Linked DNA regions of Homo sapiens: all the other regions are linked to region 4. A link is a loop called in an ENCODE intact Hi-C map of the cell type or tissue named here. Cell type or tissue: heart right ventricle. All regions are shown on one strand. Region 1 has its middle 20 kb from the start of LINC01729. Region 2 overlaps SHLD1 (shieldin complex subunit 1). Region 3 overlaps SHLD1 (shieldin complex subunit 1). Region 4 overlaps FERMT1 (FERM domain containing kindlin 1).

Evidence for each region. Peaks named below come from ENCODE experiments on the same cell type or tissue, not always from the same donor. Only the 100,000 strongest peaks of a DNase experiment are listed, where the experiment ranks them.
Region 1: a loop joins it to region 4, with 22 times the contacts of the local background. A loop is called at or near these places in 99 of 110 quality-filtered maps.
Region 2: a loop joins it to region 4, with 2.5 times the contacts of the local background. A loop is called at or near these places in 7 of 110 quality-filtered maps.
Region 3: a loop joins it to region 4, with 2.9 times the contacts of the local background. A loop is called at or near these places in 14 of 110 quality-filtered maps.

The regions. Positions count from the first base shown.
Region 1 is chr20:5,527,012-5,532,011 of GRCh38, reverse strand. No RefSeq gene overlaps it. Among named protein-coding and RNA genes, the nearest start is that of LINC01729, 20 kb to the right of the region's middle. RefSeq lists enhancers at 1,902-1,971, 2,611-3,152. In heart right ventricle, CTCF peaks have their summits at 2,180 (motif pointing left) and 2,936 (motif pointing left); DNase peaks (open chromatin) are centred at 2,181 and 2,931; H3K4me3 peaks cover 864 bases.
Region 2 is chr20:5,812,196-5,817,195 of GRCh38, reverse strand. The region is part of intron 2 of SHLD1 (shieldin complex subunit 1); the gene reads right to left. Among named protein-coding and RNA genes, the nearest start is that of SHLD1, 64 kb to the right of the region's middle. In heart right ventricle, no CTCF peak of the experiment used is centred here; no DNase peak of the experiment used is centred here.
Region 3 is chr20:5,803,993-5,808,992 of GRCh38, reverse strand. All of the region lies in intron 2 of SHLD1 (shieldin complex subunit 1), which reads right to left. Among named protein-coding and RNA genes, the nearest start is that of SHLD1, 56 kb to the right of the region's middle. In heart right ventricle, a CTCF peak has its summit at 2,355; no DNase peak of the experiment used is centred here; H3K27ac peaks cover 480 bases.
Region 4 is chr20:6,075,324-6,080,323 of GRCh38, reverse strand. It overlaps FERMT1 (FERM domain containing kindlin 1), which reads left to right. Exons shown (of 15, transcript NM_017671.5): 14 at 747-888; 15 at 2,978-5,000. The coding sequence ends at 3,151. Among named protein-coding and RNA genes, the nearest start is that of LRRN4, 24 kb to the right of the region's middle. In heart right ventricle, a CTCF peak has its summit at 2,776 (motif pointing right); DNase peaks (open chromatin) are centred at 2,783 and 4,698; H3K27ac peaks cover 1,458 bases.

The DNA of each region.
Region 1 (5,000 bases), 550 kb after region 4:
CTGTGTGAAACCACACTTCCCCTACTGCTCTCTCAAAACGGGAATGTTTTCTTCCCTGTGCTTTTTGAGTATCTGTGGGCTTGAGGGTGGGGTGGGTGGGGTGAGTGTCTTTTCTGCCAGTCATTGCTGCTTTCCTGGAACATTCTTCCTCCTTCCCATAACAAACTGTTTCTCCCACACCCTGTGGTTACCTTCATCTACCAAAGCCTGGGTACAAACATTCTTCCTTGGAGATTTCACTTTCTGAATCATTGCCACTTTCTCTAACACTTTCCTGTCCTTGGTGATATCAGTAGCTTTGTAAATAATATTTCCAAAATACTGGCCTCTCAGTTTCCTGCCAGTGATCCTGTCATCTCCCCAGCCTTTCATTCCCATGGTCATATCCCAGAGCTCTCCTATCAAATAGCGACACCCTTTCCATAACGGAAATGACATGAGTCCCATTCCCCTCCACTGTTCACTCCCCCTGGCACCCTCCCTGTGCTGAGGCCACCAGTGCATCCATCCCAGCTTCTCTGCTCATGATCCACCTAATCTCATGCTCTCACTGACTGCCCTGCCAGCTGTAATGAGACTGTCAGCTGCTGGAATCTCTTCCTTGTGTGTGCTCAAGGCCCTTGCCCTGTCTTGCTCCATCACATCCCTCTTATTATTTTCATCTCACCTCCAAGTCTGAATCTGCACCCACACAGCTGAACCTGGCTGGGGAAAGCAAGCAGCACCTAAGGTCCCTCATGGTCATGGCCACTAACTGGCCTCAGTTGACCCCAAATCTATGACAGTTCCCTTCAACCTCCCATTCTCCTAGATGCTATTTTACTATCTGTAAAAGGACACAAAAGACCTCCACTTTGCTAAATTCATTTTCCCCCTGAATATATCACTTAGGAAAGTTAATGATACCCTGTTTTCCTGATTTGTAAAAGGCAGATAACGTTGAATATAACTTTACACAACTTAGGTAAATCACATATCAAAAGTCTGCTTGTCAAAAATTAGAGATGCTGGCTGGGCACGGTGGCTCACACCTGTAACCCTAGCACTTTGGGAGGCCAAGGTGGGTGGATCATTTGAGCCCAGGAGTTTGAGAACAGTCTAGACAACATGGTGAAGCTCGGTCTCATTATGTTAAAAACAATTTTAAAAAATTAGAGATGTTAGGCCTGGCATGGTGGCTCATGCTTGTAAACCCAGTGCTTTGGGAGGCCCAGAGGGTCACCTGAGGCCAGAAGTTCAAGACCAGTCTGGGCAACAAAGCGAGACTCTGTCTCTACAAAAAAATAAATAAATAAAAAATAAAAATAAAAACTAGGGGCTGTGGTGGTGCTTGCCTATAGTCTTAGGTAATCAGGAGGCTGAGGTGGAAGGATCGCTTGAGCCCAGGAGTTTGATGCTCCAGTGATCCGTGATTGTGCCACTGCACTCCAGCCTGGGCGACAGAGTGAGTCCCTGTCTCAAAAAAAAAAAAAAAAAAAAAAAAAATCACATGCCAAATATGCTCTGATAGGATTTGGAATTTTCCACATTAAAAAGAAAGAAAGAAAAAAAGGCCAGGCGCAGTGGCTCATGCTTGTAATCCCAGCACTTTGGGAGGCCGAGGCCGGTGGATCACCTGAGGTCTGGAGTTCGAGACCAGCCTGACCATGGAGAAACCCCATCTCCACTAAAAATACAAAATTAGCCAGGTGTGGTGGTGCATAACTGTAATCCCAGCTACTCGGGAGGCTGAGACAGGAGAATCGCTTGAACGCGGGAGATGGAGGTTGTGGTGAGCCGAGATCGCACCATTACACTCCAGCCTGGGCAATAAGAGAGAGACTCTGCCTCAAAAAAAAAAAAAAAAGAGAGAGAGAAAGCTCTGCCTGTTTACCCGATCCTAAGCTGAATGTTGCTAAGCTGAATGTCGCATCTGTGCCTGAGCTGGGTGGGTAAGCATGAACTGCTGAGCCTGGGGTGGTGGAGAAGACCTGGATTCCCTGTGGCTGTCCTGTCAAGATGAGAAAGATGTGCAGCAAAGAGACTGCGGCCGATAATCTTATGAACTTTTTTCTGACAATAAATTGCTAATTACTGTTCTTACTAATTCCAAGCTAAGGGCCATTCTCAATTGGTGTAGGATTGAGCGTATACATAATCACATAACCGAGACTTCCGCAGTAGAAGCTGAGACGCGCGCGCCACCTAGAGGGAGCCTTGTGTGCCGGGGGAGTGTGGGCCGTCAGGGAAGCAGGTTCTCTCTGCCTCTACTCGCTGTGCGTGCCATTACCAAGGTGCCTGAAGGTCTAATTCTTTCTTTCCCCATCTGTAAAATGAGGATAATAATCACTATGACAGATGGCTGCAGTAAAGTTTAATGCGACCATGCCTGTAAGGCATCGATAATGTGCCCCAAATCGTCTAAGTTTTCAGGAAATAAACAGCAGCAATTATAACACATGCAAGCCATGAACCCAAGTAGGTCATCTGCGCTGAACAAACCCTTTCATCGAGTATCGTTGACTTCTGGCTTCAGGTGCGACATACACACTCTGCACCAAAAGGTGAAGAATTCTGGCCACACTCAGTGGCTCACGCCTGTGATCCCGGCCCTTTGGGAGGCCGAGGCGGGAGGATCGCTTGAGCCCAGGAATTCAAGACTAGCCTGGGCAACATAGTGAGACCCTGTCTCTATTAAAAATAAATAAATAAATAAATAAATATTTTTTTTAAAAAAAGGTGAAGAATTCTGAACTACATAATCTCCTGTTACCCTTTGAATCTCTTCATCTACCTCAGAAATGCTGCGTGTGTTTGCAACACATCATCATAGAAACAGGCATCATGACCGTTTAAGTGTAGGGCTTTCCAGGATGGCAGAGGCATTATTAGAGGGCAGATTAATTGCTGTCATCTCAGTGTGCAGGAGCTTGAAATGCTGTGTGCATGTGCTGCCATCTTGTGGTACCTTGGGGGAACATGTATCTGATTATTCTGGAGTCGCTAGCTGACTGGGTGAGTTCTAACCTTTTTGAGCAGGGTTACATGTTACATACATATACACGGTACATAGGCACCCATAAAGCCACACCAAAAATGGTGTCCCAGACAGTGGGTTATTTCACCCATCAAATTATTCACAGGTTACTCTAAGTGTGGGAGAAGAGAGGACAAGGCACATCCGTGCCTAAGGAGGAAACACATGCCCCTTTGCAGACCCGGGGGGCTGTCCTGTGGAGGGAGGCCCTGTTTCCTAAGTGCTTCCGAGGGAAGCAGATCTAGGAAACTGAAGGCCTTAGAGATTCAGCTCAAGATGTACCAACTCTAGACTGAACTCCTCAGTTCTGCTGGTGTGCCAGCACTGCTCGCTCCCAGCCCCTCAACACACACCTTAACTCATTCTCTGGAAAGCTACACACATTCCAAGTAAGAGCGTGGCAGTGTCAGTCCCCAGGCTGCTCTGGACATTCACACACTGAAGGGCATTGGGGTTGTGTCCAGTTTGGGACTATTATGCATAAATCAGCTATAAACACTTGTCTACGGGCTTTCGTGTGAACTAAGTTCTCATTTCTGTTGGCTAATTCCGAGAACAGTTAAGTATTAGGTCATATGGTAGTTGCATGTTTAGCTTTTATTTTTTTTTTTTTCTTTCTGAGATGGGTTCTTGCTTTGTTGCCCAGGCTGGAGTGCAGTGACATGATCATAGCTCACGGTTGTCTCTAATTCGTGGGCTCAAGTAATCCTCCTTCCTCAGCCTCCAGAGCAGCTGGGAGGCCACCACACCTGGCTTATTTTTAAAAGTTTTTGTAGAGATAGGGGGTCTCCCAATGTTACCCAGGCTGGTCTCAAACTCCTGGGCTTAAACAATACTCCCACCTTGGCCTCCGAAAGTGCTGGGATTACAGGCATGAGCCACTGTGCTCGGCTGCATGTTTAATTTTGTTGTTGTTGTTTTGAGATGGAGTCTTGCTCTGTCACCCAGGCTGGAGAGCAGTGGCACAATCTCGGCTCAGTTCACTGCAACCTCCTCCTCCCAAGTTCAAGCGATTCTCCTGCCTCAGCCTCCCAAGTAGATGGGATTACAGGCAGGTGCCACCATGCCCAGCTAATTTTGTCTTTTTAGTAGAGACAGGGTTTCACCATGTTGGCAAAGCTGGTCACCAACTCCTGACCTCAGGTGATCCACCCGCCTCAGCCTCCCAAAGTACTGGGATTACAGGCGTGAGCCACTGTGCCCGGTCTTTTTACACTGTTTTTGTCTGGCTTTGGTATGAGGGTAATACCTGCTTTCTGGAATGAGTTGGGAAGGGTTCCTTTTCCTTCTATTTTCTGTAGAGTTGGTCTTAACTCCCCTTTAAATCTTTAATAGAATTCTCCAGTGAAACAATCTGGGTTGGAGATTTCTTTTTCAGGAAGTTAACTAAAAATTCAATTTTCTAATAGTTATGCAGCTATCCAAATTACCTATTTCAATTAGGTGAGTTGCGGTAGTTTGTACTTTACAAGGAATTGGTCCATTTAATCTAAGTTATCAAATTTATGTATGCAGAGTTGTTTGTAGCATTTCGTTATCCTTTTGATGTCCGCAGCGTCTGTAGTGATTTCCTCTGTTTCACTCCTGATATTGGTAACTGTGTACTATAATTTCTAAAATCTATAAGCGATATTAGTAATTTTTTTCTTCGTCAGTCTTGTCAGAGCTTGGTCAGTTTTACAGATCTTTTCAAAGAACACACTCTTGACTCCACCAACTTTTTCTAATGTTATTCTGTTTTTCATTTCATTGATTTCTGCTCTTTATTATTTCCTTTCTTGTGCTGGTTTTAGGCTTATTTTGCTCTCTTTTTTTAAGTTCTTCTTTTTTTTAAATAACATAAATATTGATGAGATCTCACTGTGTTGCCCAGGCTGGTCTTAAACTCCTGGGCTCAAGTGATTCTCCTGCCTCAGCCTTCCAAAGTTCTGGGATTACAGGCATGAGCCACTGTATTTGGTCGTTTTTCTAAGTTCTTGAAGGA
Region 2 (5,000 bases), 260 kb after region 4:
GGAGAAAAATCAGTCAACAGAAACAGATCTTGAAATGATAAAGATGATGGAATTAACAAACAAGGACGTGAAAGCAGCTAATATTATAAATATCCTCAAGGTTTTATTTTCATTTTATTTATTTATTGAGATAGGGTCTCACTTTGTCACCCAGGCTGGAGTGCAGTGGCACAATCTCGGCTCACTGTAGCCTCCATCACCTGAGCTCAAGTGATCCTCTTGCCTCAGCCCCCAAGATAACTGGGGCTACAGGCAGGCACCACCACGCCCAGCTATTTATTGGTATTTTTTGTAGAGACAGGGTTGCCATGTAGCCCAGGCTGGTCTTGAACTCCTGAGCTCAAGTGAACCACCCGCCTCGGCCTCCCAAAGTGCTGAGATTACAGGTGTGAGCTACTGCGCCCAGCCTATCCTCAGGGTCTTAAAGGAAAACATAATGTATGACAAATAGGAATATCTGTGATAGTTTTTAAACTGGTCCTTTTATACTGTCAGGCATTTTAATCATAATATTAGTTCTTGAGTAGAATGCAGAATCACAGAAAAAATATGAACTGGAAACAAATCAGGAGAGCAACTTCCAGTTCTCGTCCTGCCACTATTTCGCTATGGTCCTCAGATTTTCACTTGCATTTTCCAAAGCTCAGTTTCCTCATCTGTGAAATGTAGATATTGCCCTCAACAATCTTCCTTTTTAAGACTCACACTGCCCCTTGTTTACCCACAGACAGTGAATCTCTCATGCACCCAAATTTATTCATTCAGCATTTCAGTAGAAAGCAACCTTTTATTTTTCAAATCATTGTTGGCAAACCCCGAATATACGCAGTAGAACTTTACTATTTCTGAAGGGGAATCTTCAGTGACTCTTGGTTCTCTCTGTCCTGGCAATCTTTACTTAAAATAAAAAAAATGTCATTCAAGGAAAATGTGTCTTTTTGGAACTACATTTACAATAAAATCACAAAATAATTTTTAAAAAATATAGAGTTGAAATTTTAAAATAATATTTACATTTGCAGTTAATTTTATGACCAACAATTCATGGGCTGTGTATTCTACCAGTTTATGCCATTTCTTTTTCTTTCTTTTTTTTTTTTTTTTTTCGTTTTTTTGAGGCAGAGTCTCACTCTGTCACCCAGACTGGAGTGCAGTGGTGTGATCTCAGCTCACTGCAACCTCTGTCTCCTGGGTTCAAGTGATTCTCATGCCTCAACCTCTGGAGTAGCTGGAATTACAGGCACACACCACCACACCTGGATAATTTTTGTATTTTCTGTAGAGACAGGATTTTGCCATGTTGGCCAGACTGCTCTCAAACTCCCGGCCTCAAGCAATCAGCCCATCATGGCCTCCCAAAGTGCTGGGATTACAGGCATGAGCCACTATACCCAGACCTCATTTCTTTTATATAAAAACAAATTCCTAAGTATGGGAATTCCTAAGACAAGAGGCTATAGGATCCAATAAAGTGGGATAATACTGAGAAGAGACTTTCAGTGGTTATGGGGAACCTTATGAAGATAGATCATGGGTTAGCAAACTTTTCCTGTATAGGGCCAGATAGTAAATATTTTAGGCTTTGTGGACCTTCAATGCCCAGTTACATCTTCTTCTTTTTAAAAATAATCATTTTAAAATGTGAAAGTCATTATTAGCTTGCAGGCTGTACAAAAACAGGCATAGGGTCAGAATTGGTCCACAGGCCAGAGGCTGCTGACTCCTGCTCTATGGTCTTATTTACACATCATTGGCCTCCACCTCACACTTTACTGAATTAGAATCTGTATTTTAATAGGATCCCTGGGTGGTTAATAGTCACATTACATTTTGAGAAGCACTGCTCTAAGGCAGTGGTTTTTCAGCGTGGCTGCATATTAGAAGCACTTGAGCTTTTACAAAATCCTGATTCCCAGGCTGCCCTATATACCAATTAAATCAGAGCTTCTGGAGATGAGTCCCGGGCATCAAGATCATTAAAACTTGCAGTTGATGCCGATGTGCAGACAAGGCTGAGCACAGTGGTTCAAGGGGCTCATTTAATGCAATCCAACAAGCGTATCTGCTCAGGAGAGAAAAAAGCTCAATTCTCCCCCAGGGCCGCTGTCTCGCAGGCATGAATGGCTTCTGGAACCACAGAAACCCCCAAGGAACATAAGTGATGAAAAAGAACACTGGAGCAAATTCTGGATGTTTCCTTCCAATCCTCTGGTGTTGTGTGTCATTAGAAAAAGTAATTTTGGGGCCGGGCGCAGTGGTTCATGACTGTAATCCCAGCAATTTGGGAGGCCAAGGTGGGCAGATCTCTTGAGCCCAGGAATTCGAGACCAGCCTGGGCAACATGATGAAACCCGTCTCTACAAAAAATTAGTGGGTGTGGTGGCATGCGCCTGTGGTACCAGCTACTCAGGAGGCTGAGATGAGAGGATCACTTGAGCCTGGGAGGCAGAGGTTGCAGTGAGCTGAGGAAATTGCACCACTGCACTGCAGCCTGGGTGACAGAGTGAGACCCTATCTCAAAAAAAAAAAAAAAAAAAAAAAGAAGAAGAAAAAGAAAAAGTAATTTTGGAAATAAAGAACTTACTTGAAAGGATGTTAGCAATTTTACCTCAAAAGTTAAAATCTAGCTGAAAGTAGACAAGTCATTCATCTTTTTCAACTTTGGAATTATGTAAAAGAATTAATTCAATTCTATAGGGACTGTGCTCAGAAGAATTTTAAATTCTAGAACATTTAACAAAAAATATACAGATATTCCTAAATAAGCCACCACTGAGTGGTCAATATTTTTCTTTAAGATTCTTGGGTCCTATAAGACAATTTCACAGATGAAGCTTACTTTTGCCAGTGTAAGTAAATATTTAACACTTTCAAAGATGCTTCTTGGATTGATACCCAGGCAGCCATAAAGGAAAAGCAGTAATAATAGGTGTTTTGAGGGGTCGGGCGCGGTGGCTCATGCCTATAATCCCAGCACTTTGGGAGGCCAAGGTGGGTGGATCGCTTGAGCTCAGGAGTTCAAGACCAGCCTTGGCAACATGGAGAAACCCCATCTCTACAAAAAAAAATACAAAAATTAGCCGGGCATGGTGGCACACGCCTGTAGTCCCAGCCACTCTGGAGGCTGAGGTAGGAGAATCGCTTGAACCAGGGAGGCGGCGTTTGCAGTGAGCTGAGACTGTGCCACTGCACTCCAGCGTGGGAGACAGAGTGAGACCCTGTCTCAAAAAAAAAAAAAAAAAAAAAAAAAGAAAGAAAAGGAAAAAGGTGTTTGAGAAAAGCAGGCTTGTGTCTTAGTTTAAAAGCCACTTAATTCAGTTTTTTGTTTGTTTCATTTTTGCTCTATAAATGGAGGAAATAGTGCCATAAGTATGTTACTATTTCTCTTGCTCTTTTCCAATATTTGCATTTTCTCCTCTTCCACAGAAAGGTAATAGAAGAGGCACTTCATCAGAGAATTAAGTTTACAAGCAAAACAAAAATGTATTAATTTACTCCTTTAATACCAAAATTCTTCCAGACTCTACACACACATTGCCTTATCAGAGAAACCTATCCAGGCCATCATATTTTAATCACACCCTTCATCTCTAACACTGCTTTCCTTTCTTCACAGCAGCAGCTGTTACAGATTTCTTTTAGTGTCTATATACCCCTTCTGCCCCTTCCAACCATGATCCTAAGAACTAGAATTATTTATTTATTTAGAGACATAGTCTTGCTCTGTCACCCAAGCTGGAGTGCAGTGGCACAATCTCGGCTCACTGCACCTCCACCTCCTGGGTTCAAACAATTCTCCTGCCTCAGCCTCCCAAGTAGCTGGGACTACAGGCACGTGCCACCACGCCTCGCTATTTTTTTTGTATTTTTAGTAGAGACAGGGTTTCACCACGTTGGTCAGGCTGGTTTTGAACTCCTTAGCTCAGGTGATCCGCCTGCCTCGGCCTCCCAAAATGCTGGGATTACAGACGTGAGCCACAGCACCCAGCCAAAGAACTAGAATTTAAAAAGCCCTTTAAAGACCAGGCATGGTGACTCACGCCTGTAATCCCAGCACTTTGGGAGGTCGAGGCGAGTGGATCACTTGAGCCCAGAAGTTCTAGAGCAGCCGGGGCAACATGGTGAAACCCCACCTCTACTAAAAATAGAAAAAAATAGCCAGGCATGGTGGCACACACCTGTGGTCCCAGGTACTTAGGAGGCTGAGGTAGGAGTGTCACCTGAGCCTGGGAGGTTGAGGCTGTGGTAAGCCACGATTATATCACTGCACTCCAGCCTGGGTGACAGAGTGAGACCCCGTCTCAATAAAAAAATAAAAATAAAAATAAAAAGCCCCTTAAAGAGAGGGAGAGCCTTTGTCTATTTTGTTCACTGTGTATCCCCGACCCTAGGAACAGGGTCTGCAGCATAGTAGATACACAATAAGCATTTCGCTAATGACTGAAGGGACAACATTCACAACCCTGTAAAGAAGCTAGCCATCAGGGTTCAGGTAAACAATCTAACATAATACGGAGAAACAGAAAAGAACTCTGCATTTAGTGAGGCATAATACCTGGTGAAAGTAATACACATGGCAAAGCTACTTCTCATTCATGATGATTTATTTTATAAAGCAAAGACACAATTGTACTGAGCTCCTGAGGACTTCTGGCTCTGTTGTCTTACAAGAGGCCACTCGTTCACTTGTTCAAAAATTGTCGGAATTTTTAGAAATGGAAAGAAGGACTCTAAAGTTACATATATCAAAACCTCTAAGTGTCTGTTATTAATAATAGTTCTTACCATCTTCCAGTTGCCTGTTAAGCACTGAGCACAGTAATCAGTGCATTGTATACTGGATACATAGAAGTTTTCCAAGCAGTGGCCTATGGACTCATGCTAGGCCATGATGAAACCCTTACTAGTCCATGGATACGTGAGAAAAAAACACTAGGGACTACAGAAAACTGATCTTTATTTTGGGATTAGGTCCTTCTTTCATTTTGAATGTTAAAATA
Region 3 (5,000 bases), 270 kb after region 4:
CACCCCCTTAAATTCCTTCATGGCATATTAATTTGATGTTCTAAAACAAACACTTTACTGTGAATTAACTCCTAACCGATAATATTAACCCAACTAAACTGGCTTCTGTAACACTTTCACCATCTGTAAGAATGTTTCTTGTGCAAATAAAGGCGATCTTTTGTTACTTAGCCATTAAATTTCATTAAAATATTTTCTGCTTAAATCCACTAAATCACTAATATTCAAAATACAACAATATAGTTACCAAGTTTGACTCCATGAATGAGAATATTCATTCACCAAATGCATTAGATAAGCTGTGTAAGAGGAGATTCCCTGCAAGATTGTTTATGAGTAAAAACATGGGTCAATCTAAACATCCATCAATAGACATCTCGTTAAATAAACTATGATCCAATCATACAATGGGATACTATGCAGACAGTAAAAATATGAGAGAGCTACATGTACCAACATGGCAAGCTGCCTTATTATAGCAATAAGTGAAAAAAGGGCAAGATGCAAGATAATATTTTGGTAAAATTCCATTGGTATTTAGAAAAAAAGATATACGTGCTGTTTGTGTGTGTACAATATACACATGTACATATGTATGTATGTCTATCTATATTTATGTATATAGATCTGTAGGTGTGTATATGGAAGGATACACAAAAGTTATCTACAATAATTACTTCTGGGGAGAAGCATGAAGACCTAGGACTTTTACGTTTCTTTTTTTTTTGAGATGGAGTCTTGCTGGAGTGCAGTGGCGTGATCTTGACTCACTGCAACCTCTGTGTCCCAGGTTCAAGGGATTCTCCTGCCTCAGCCTCTCGAGTGGCTGGAATTACAGGTGTGTGCCACCATGCCCAGCTAATTTTTATATTTTTAGTAAAGACAGGGTCTCACAATGTTGGCCAAGCCGGTCTCGAACTCCTGGCCTCGCGATCTGCCCACCCTGGCCTCCCAAAGGGCTGGGATTACAGGCATGAGCCACCGCGCCCGCCCTTACATTTCATTTTATACTCTTTTGTACTGTTTATTTTTATAACGATTTTTTAAAAGAAAAGGATGATTAGTGCTTTATCATTAAAAATAGGCTAACCTTATCACAAGTGTCACAACAATGATACATATACCCACCTGGGGACCTTCCTCCAAAGACTAGTAGCAGTAAGTCTACAAAAAGAAGAGAGATTTCCTCTTTCTAGCTCATTGCTTGAAATCACTTCTGGTTTCTAGGGAGCATAAATTCTGAGGCTATATTCTCCAAAAGGAAGTCGAAGGGGTACCTCTTTTCCAACAATGTTAAAGTAATTCTAGGGTTAATGTTTTGCCAAACTGGGAGATTCCACAGAAATATGTCCCAGTGACTCAGGAGGCTGAGGTGGGAGATCACTTTAGCCTGGAAGTTTGCAACCAGCCTGGGCAACATGACGAGACCTCAACTCTACAAAAAAATGTAAAAACTTAGCCAAGCATGGTGGAACACACCTGTAGTCCCAGCTACACAGGAGACTGAGGCAGGAGGATGGCTTGAGCCCAGGAGTTCAAGGCTGCAGTGAGATATGATCGCATTATCAAAAGAGAGCAAGATCCCCAATTCAAAAAAAAGGAAAAAAGAGAAAGAGGAAGAAAGAGAGAGAAAGAAAAGAAGGAAAGAAGGAAGGAAAGGAAGGAAGGAAGAAGGAAGGAATGAAAAGAAAAGAAGGAAAAAATAAATAGTAACTTATGAAACTGCTTTGAAAACTGGGATGGGTATTACGAGGAATTTTCAGAAGTTAGGAATTTATACTACATTTTCAGGTTTATTTTTTTAATTAGGATGATATAATTGTGCCAATTTTGAATCACAATTTGAGCTAATCATACATAACCAAGAGCTGCCCTCAGCCCAGCACAAGAGAGGCGTACCAGGCAAAGGCCACCCAGGAGGGCAAAGCCCTGCAGGGCTCCAGCTGAAAGCAGTGGGCATGGGCCTGGCTCACAGCTACCAGCCAGCTGATTTCTAAGCCAGTGCATTGAGGAATAAAATGAGAATTCAAGGCCAAGATTGCAGGTACAGGTTACACGACCACTCACTCACTCTTCGGTGCTAAAATCAAGTCCTTCAGTGGAAATACATAATACATGGCATTCTAGTGGAGAGGGTGGTGACAGAGGGCTGGCAACCATCACTGCCACCACTCTGTTCACATCCCTTGGGTGCGGAGAAACAACAACACAGGATGTAAATAAGAAATGTTGGTATCTTAACTGATCAGTGCATCACGGGCAGCCAAGGTGGTTAACAAAGCCAACTCTCCCTTCATTCTGCAATGACATGGTGATGCTGAATCTCTCTGTCCATGGCCAGAAGCAGGCGCCACTGCCCTCAACAGCTCCTGGGACAACACTGCAGGCCTCTGTTCCACTTCTATCAAAATTCTATTGTTTTGTTTATTTTAGGTTAAGCCTAATTCCTTCAGAACTTGGGAGGTAGTTTATCAAAACTGCATGCCTGACTGGTAGGAGAGGAAATGAACACAAGGCATGTATTGCAGATAATCCACTTCCCCACAGTAATACAGGAAAATGATCAGTGCTTCAAAACCATCACAAAGGATGGGGTAAGTGATAGAGGGACGGGAGATAAGCAAATGTTCTAGTTTTCAAATGGAAGGAAGAAGACACGATCCACAAATCCATATACTGTGGACCAATAGCATGATGCGTAAGCAACAGTTTTAAAGTTTGTGGGTGGAGATTCTCACTTATGTCAGCTACTATGTGTCCACCCATCAGGTAGATATTATTGTCCCCATAAAACAGATAAAGAAACGCCAAGTAAAAAATTATAAAGCAGCCAGATGTGGTAGCTCACACCTATTATCCCAACATTTTGGGAGGCTGACGCAGGAGAATCACTTGAACCCAGGAGTTCTAAACTAGCCTGGGCAACAGAGCAAGGCCGCATCTCTAAAAAATATTTAAAAATTTAAATCAAAAAACATGTTTAAAGCGATAATGCCCTTCAAACCCCAAAGGCTGTGCTTTCTCCCCATTCAATAGAGAAATGGAGGTCACCAGACCCAGCCGTCACTCCTGCCATATTAAACACAAATTTAGGCCAGGCGCAGTGGCTCATGTCTATGATCCCAGCACTTTGGGAGGCCAAGGAGGGCGGATCACCTGAGGTTGGGAGTTTGAGACCAGCCTGGCCAAAATGGTGAAACCCTGTCTCTACCAAAAATACAAAAATTAGCTGGATGTGGTGGTGCACACCTGTAATCACAGCTACTCGGGAGACTGAGGCATGAGAATCATTTGAACCCAGGAGGCAGAGGTTGCAGTGAGCCGAGATTGCGCCACTGCACTCCAGCCTGGGAAACACAGCAAAACTCTGGCTCAAAAAGCAAAACAAAACAACACAACACACAAATTTAATCAACAGTTCAAGCATTTACATTCCTATTTTGTTGTCTGCCCCAAATAATTTACCTTTCCCTTTTTTAAGAAATTGAAAAGTGTACCACTTATAGAATGGCCTAATTTCATAATATAAACAAACAAAAAGGATTAGGGGTCTCACGCCTGTAATCTCAGCACTTCGGGAGGCTGAGGTGGGCGGATCACCTGAGGTCTGGAGTTCAAGACCAGCCTGACCAACACGGAGAAACTCTGTCTCTACTAAAAATACAAAATTAGCCAGGCATGGTGGCACATGCCTGTAATCCCAGCTACTTGGGAGGCTGAGGCAGGAGAATCACTTGAACCCAGAGGGCAGAGTTCGTGGCAAGCCGAGATCGCGCCACTGCACTCCAGCCTGGGCAACAAGAGCGAAACTCCATCTCAAAAACAACAGCAGCAAAGGATTAAGACTTTGATAAAGAAGATTAAGGAGGGGAAAACAGAATGTTACTGCAGCTTCATGACTGTTAGACCAAGAGTTGAGCATGAAGGCACAACCCTCCTAGGCCAAGATAGTATTATTCTCCTGGGAGACAAAAAGGGCATTTGGGGTTAGTATTGTAAACTCTTGTTTTTCCTTCAGCTGATCACTGTGGAATGCTGCCAGGCCTCCTGCTGCCTGGACTCCACCAAGATTTCCTGTTCAGGGCAAAGGCTTTATTTCGCCACCAGCACACAGTTCTGTGTTAGGTAAACAAAGTGCTGGAGTCTTTGAATATGTGGAATCTCTTGGGTTGATTTGCTTTCCCCCTTGCCTTCAAACACTTCAAGTTTTCAAAGTCAATAGGAAACATCTCATGCAAAATTGAACAAGAGGCTCCTTCTTCATGCAAACTTTTGTTTGATGCACAGGCATAACTTTCCATGCCAGTCCTGAAATGGAAAGTGGCACTGGCATTCATGATTAGGTGACAAAAATGAATGACGGCCACCTTCATCAAGTATGATTTCTGCAATGGAATTTTTAGAGCACATATTATGTTAGGCCATAACTGAAATGTTCTTGTACGGTCACATATCAAGTCAAAGATAATGAACGATCACAGGATGTGGCAAAACCTGAACAAACAAAATTAGCCTGCAGGTGCCACAAGGTCATGTAAAAAACACACAGGAGCTAGATTTTCTTGTTTGTTTTTTGGTTTTTTTTTCTAGTTTTTTTTTACACTATACTAATGTCTTACAGTAACTGTATATATATATATAGTTTTTTTTTGCGATATACAAATGTCTTACAGTAACTATATATATATACAAAGACCTATAGTAAGTTACTATATATATATAGTAAGTACGGCTCATTGCAACCTCTGCCTCCTGGGTTCAAATGATTCTCATACCTCAGCCTCCTAAGTAGCTAGGATTACAGGCATGTGCCACCACGCCCAGCTAATTTTTTTTGTATTTTTAGTAGAGATGAGGTTTTGTTATGTTGGCCAGGCTGGTCTCAAACTCCTGGCCTCAAGTGATCTGCCCGCCTCGGCATCTCAAAGTGCTAACATTACAGGTGTGAGCCACTGCGCCCGGCCATACAGTAATGATATTGATCTCGCCATAAGACTGGA
Region 4 (5,000 bases):
ACACACACACACAAAATCTGAAGGATTTCTTATCTCACTCAGAGTAAAAGCCAGATCCTTACAGTGGCCTACAAGACCTTTGCTCTTGAACTCACATTTCTCTCCCCTCCTTCACTGTGTCAGCCACATGGGCCTCCTGGCAGGTCCTTAAGCACATTAAAAAAAAAATTTTTTTAAGTGGCTGTGCCCTCTGCCTGGAATACTCTTTCCCCAGATATCCACGCGGCTCACATCCTCATGCATATCCATTTTTTGATCAAATGTCACCTTTTCACTGACCTCCCTGTTTCAAACTGTAACCACCTTATTACCAGTATTCCCTGTAGCCCTTCCAACTTTATTTTCCTTCATCTTATCTGGCATATGTACCTCATACTTATGATCTTCTCCCTCCCACAGTCAGAAATTTTCCATCCGTTTAGTTTACTACTATATCTCCCATGCCTAGAAGGGTGCCCAACACAGAGTCAGTAATCATTTTGAATGAATTTATTTGATTCCATCTTATTTTTCTTCTCTCTGATGTCAGTTTTACTTAAAGACCATCTGCAGGATAGCCTTCATTCTTTTTTCACGCTGTCTATATCCCAATAAAAATGCCCCCCTGCAGAAAGTTAATTCTTCATTGTCCATTCCTCTGAAATGATTCAGAAATACTGGTAGTATTTTTAAGAAGTTATATGTGAGTGAACATTGTATTATAGGAAGCAGTTGCTTCTCTTAACTAATATTATGATTCTTTTCAGATTTAAAGGAAGCAAAAAAGATGACATTCTGGGAGTTTCATATAACAGGTTGATTAAAATTGATGCAGCCACCGGGATTCCAGTGACAACATGGAGATTCACAAATATCAAACAGTGGAATGTAAACTGGGAAACCCGGCAGGTAAAGTGAAAGTTTTTGCTCTTCAGTGTTGAGCCTATAAATGTGTGTCCCTCAGAATTGCAGATTATTCTGAGTTTTAAAAGGTGTTCTTCTATTTAGACCTAAGAAACCACAAGCATATGGTAACTGTCTGTCTGCTAAAATCATCATATGCAATTCTGGGCAGCTTCCTAACAGGCACAGGCCAAATGCTCTTGCATTAGCACTGCAAGTTGGCTTAGTCTCCATGCAGACTTTCAATACAGACAGGTTCTGAAATCGCTGAGCAGTTTCATTAATTTTCATTGACTCAGCATAGGATTATACAGGATTTAGCTTGATACTTACTTATGAGAAACTACTGGAGATGTAACTGCTATGCAAAATAAATCCAAAAAAAGCCTCATCTGACTGGCTGCCAAGAAACCCGATGGAGGACTGGAAGATTCAGTTGCTCACCTGGAGAGCATTCCAGGCCCAAAAGGGAAAAACTGCTGAAGAAGAAAGTGAGGTCCATAGTGATGACTGAGAAAAGCTTCACCTCTTAAAACCAGGAGCCCTCAAACCCCTAGCCTATGTTACAGCCTCCCATCATCTCCCATCCTAGGAGCTAAGTTCAGGCCAAGCCTGTATCATGGAAAATTCCAGATGAAGTTAGAGGCAGCTTAGCATCCTGCCGCTAATTTAAAACATTCTGCCCAGTGCTTTGGGAGGCCGAGGTGGGAAGGATCACTTGAGGCTGGGAGTTCGAGACCAGCCTGGGCAACATAATGAGACCCTGTCTCCACAGAAAATTAAAAAAAAAAAAAACAAAAAAAAAAAACGCTGAACTAGCCAGGTGTGATGGTGTGCACCTGTAGTTTCAGCTACTCAGCCAGGGATGATCAGTTGAGGTTCGAGGTTACAGTGAGCAGTGACTGTGCCACTGCACTCCAGCCTGGGTAACAAAGCAAGACCCTGTTTCATTCATTCTTGAATTAATTAAAACATTCAGATGTTGCTGATACAGACTCAATCTTCCCTCATTCCTTTGGCATTCTCATTTTCCAATAGAAAGTCACTGACGTAGAGGGATGGTAAGAGACCCACACATTTGTTAAGAACCCTGACTTCCTCTCAGCAGTGTTGATAATCATCTGGGTGCTTATTTGTAAAATCAAGTTCAGAGATTAGATGACCTCTAAGGCGGTAGCTCTAAAGCCTTGATGCGTATTAGGATCACCTGGGGAGCTTTAAAACACCACTGCCTAGACCACACCCAAGGCCAGTTAAATCTGAATCTCTGGGAGGAGGAACGAACCATTAGTAATTTTTAAAGGTCCACAAGTGATTTCAATGGGCAGCCAAGGTTGTGAACCAGCAAAGTCTCTAAGTCTTTCTTCTAGTGCTTAGAGTTTATGACTTGCAGCTAGGAAAGGGTTCCGGGCAGTGGCTGTAGGAAAATTCAGGCAGACTTTTATTCATTAAAGAGCCTGCAGGCCGGGTGCAGTGGCTCACGCCTATAATCCCAACACTTTGGGGGTCCGAGGCATGGATCACTTGAGGTCAGGCGTTCAAGACCAGCCTGGCCAACATGGTGAAACCCCCGTCTCTACTGAAAATACAAAAATTAGCCAGGTGTGGTGGCACACACCTGTAATCCCAACTACTTGGGAGGCTGAGGCATGAGAATCGCTTGAACCTGGGAGGCAGAGGTTGCAGTGGCCCGAGATCGTGCCACTGTACCCCAGCCTGGGTGACAGAGAGAGACTCCATCTCAAAAAAAAAATAAAAATAAAAATAAAGTGCCTGCGAAGCACCCTGCCCCTCAACACAGGGAGACAGAGAGTGCTTGGGCAAAATCCTTGTATCTAAACTGTAGACAGAAAATGTGTTGGGAGTTTTTTTAACCAGACGTGCAGCAAAGTCGACACCACCAGAGGGCGCAAAGAGAGCAAAGATGTTTTCTGGAAGCGTTTAATGGAAGTGATGGTTTTCTGTGTGTTTTAGAGGGATATCCATCTGTTATCCACCTCAGCAGCCCTCAGCTCCAGGGGCCAGTCCAGCAAAGCACTTTTTTTTTCATCATTCCTTGTCAGAGTTTAAGCTTCTCTGTGCCTTCCTCTTCCAGGTGGTCATCGAGTTTGACCAAAACGTCTTTACTGCTTTCACCTGCCTGAGTGCAGATTGCAAGATTGTGCACGAGTACATTGGCGGCTACATTTTCTTGTCCACCCGCTCCAAGGACCAGAATGAAACACTCGATGAGGACTTGTTCCACAAATTGACCGGCGGTCAGGATTGAAACAAGCACGCGTGCTCGGCTCACACCAACAAGGCAAGCCAAAGGCGCCCCTCCCCAGAGGGATCCCTAACGTGCCCAGCATGTAGATTCTGGACTAACAGACAACATACATTCACCGCTGGTCACCCAGATCCTCATTCAAACCCACTGCTGGCACATCCCTTTCCTTACTTTGCCCTGTGCTACCAGCCACGGAAGGAGCCTCTCTTGTTTTTTCTATAAAATGGGTAGGCAGGAGAAAAGCAGGTGCCCTAAGATTGCTCTAAGGCCCAGCATGTGGTTACAGTTCTCTGACTTGCAGAACCTGCCAGGTGTATGGCTACAAGTTATCCTCGTGCTGATCTGTCTCATTACTAAGTCAATGGAGAAGACAGAAAGGTAAAAATCACGTGTAGCAAGAACAACTCTTATTTCACAAACTCAGGTATGAAACGAAACGCCTGTCCTTCATGGAACTGCTTTTAGCTCCTGTCTTTTCAAAATGGCAGAGGGAGTTCCTACACACACTTTTTCCCTGGAGGCCAAGGTCTAGGGGTAGAAAGGGGAGGGGTGGGGCTACCAGGTAGCAGTTGACAACCCAAGGTCAGAGGAGTGGCCCTCAGTGTCATCTGTCCACAGTGATACCTGCCAAGATGACCACTGACCCACATCTGGTCTTAGTCATTGGTCTCCTCAGATTTCTGGGGCCACCTGCAAGCCCCATTCCATTCCTACAGATCTCTCAGCCACCTGTAAGTCCTTTGTGAAGATGTGGGTGACACAGGGGGACAGGAAAACCCATTTCTCAACCCAGATCCATGTCTCCACTGCTTCTACTCTGGGTTGGGATTCAGGAAGACAGGCACAGTCCTCTCTGTTCATAGAAACACCTGCCAGTGTCAAGGATTCCAGTCAGGTGTCTATCCCAACTGGTCAGGGAGAGAAGGGCAGACCCATTCTCAAAGACCACCATGTCCAAGGTCTGACAGCTCCCCACTGGCTGCCCCCACAGGGGCTTTAGGCTGGTCTGGGTCATGGGGAAGCGTCCCTCTTATCGCTGGTCTGTGTTCTCCTGGATTTGGTATCTATGTTGGTACGACTCCTGGCCTTTTATCTAAAGGACTTTGGCTTTTGTAAATCACAAGCCAATAATAGACTTTTTTCTCCCCCTCTGTTTTTTGCTGTGTCATCTCTGCCTTGAGACTGCCTTGAGACAGTGCTTGCCTTGAGAGAGTGAGCCAATTAACAGCTGCCTGAATTGTCATTTTCCATTTTGGTTTGTTAGAGGTGGGAGGGGTGGGTTTTGAGAAGGTCAAAAGCAATACCAGAAGTAAAGGGAAATATCAGACAATATTTTATTATTTTTTCATAGATGTTCTGCCACACAAAGAACTTGGGGTGTAAGGATAAGGCAAAAGCTCCAATCCCATTTTTCAGTTCTCCTAGGATGCACCCCTCAGGGAGCCTGGCCAGAGTTCCGAGGCCCGTGAGCGTCAGCTGTTGCTTTATTTTCCATCAAAGCCCTCTGAGAAGTGAGACCTCAGCAATTCCGGGAGCCACATAGAGACAGACTTGGCAAGGGACCCCCTGGTTCTGAGCCAGTAGCTGCCATCTGGAAATTCCTCTTTTAGCCTCTCCTTAGAGGTGAATGTGAATGAAGCCTCCCAGGCACCCGCTGAATTTCTGAGGCCTTGCTTAAAGCTCAGAAGTGGTTTAGGCATTTGGAAAATCTGGTTCACATCATAAAGAACTTGATTTGAAATGTTTTCTATAGAAACAAGTGCTAAGTGTACCGTATATACTTGATGTTGGTCATTTCTCAGTCCTATTTCTCAGTTCTATTATTTTAGAACCTAGTCAGTTCTTTAAG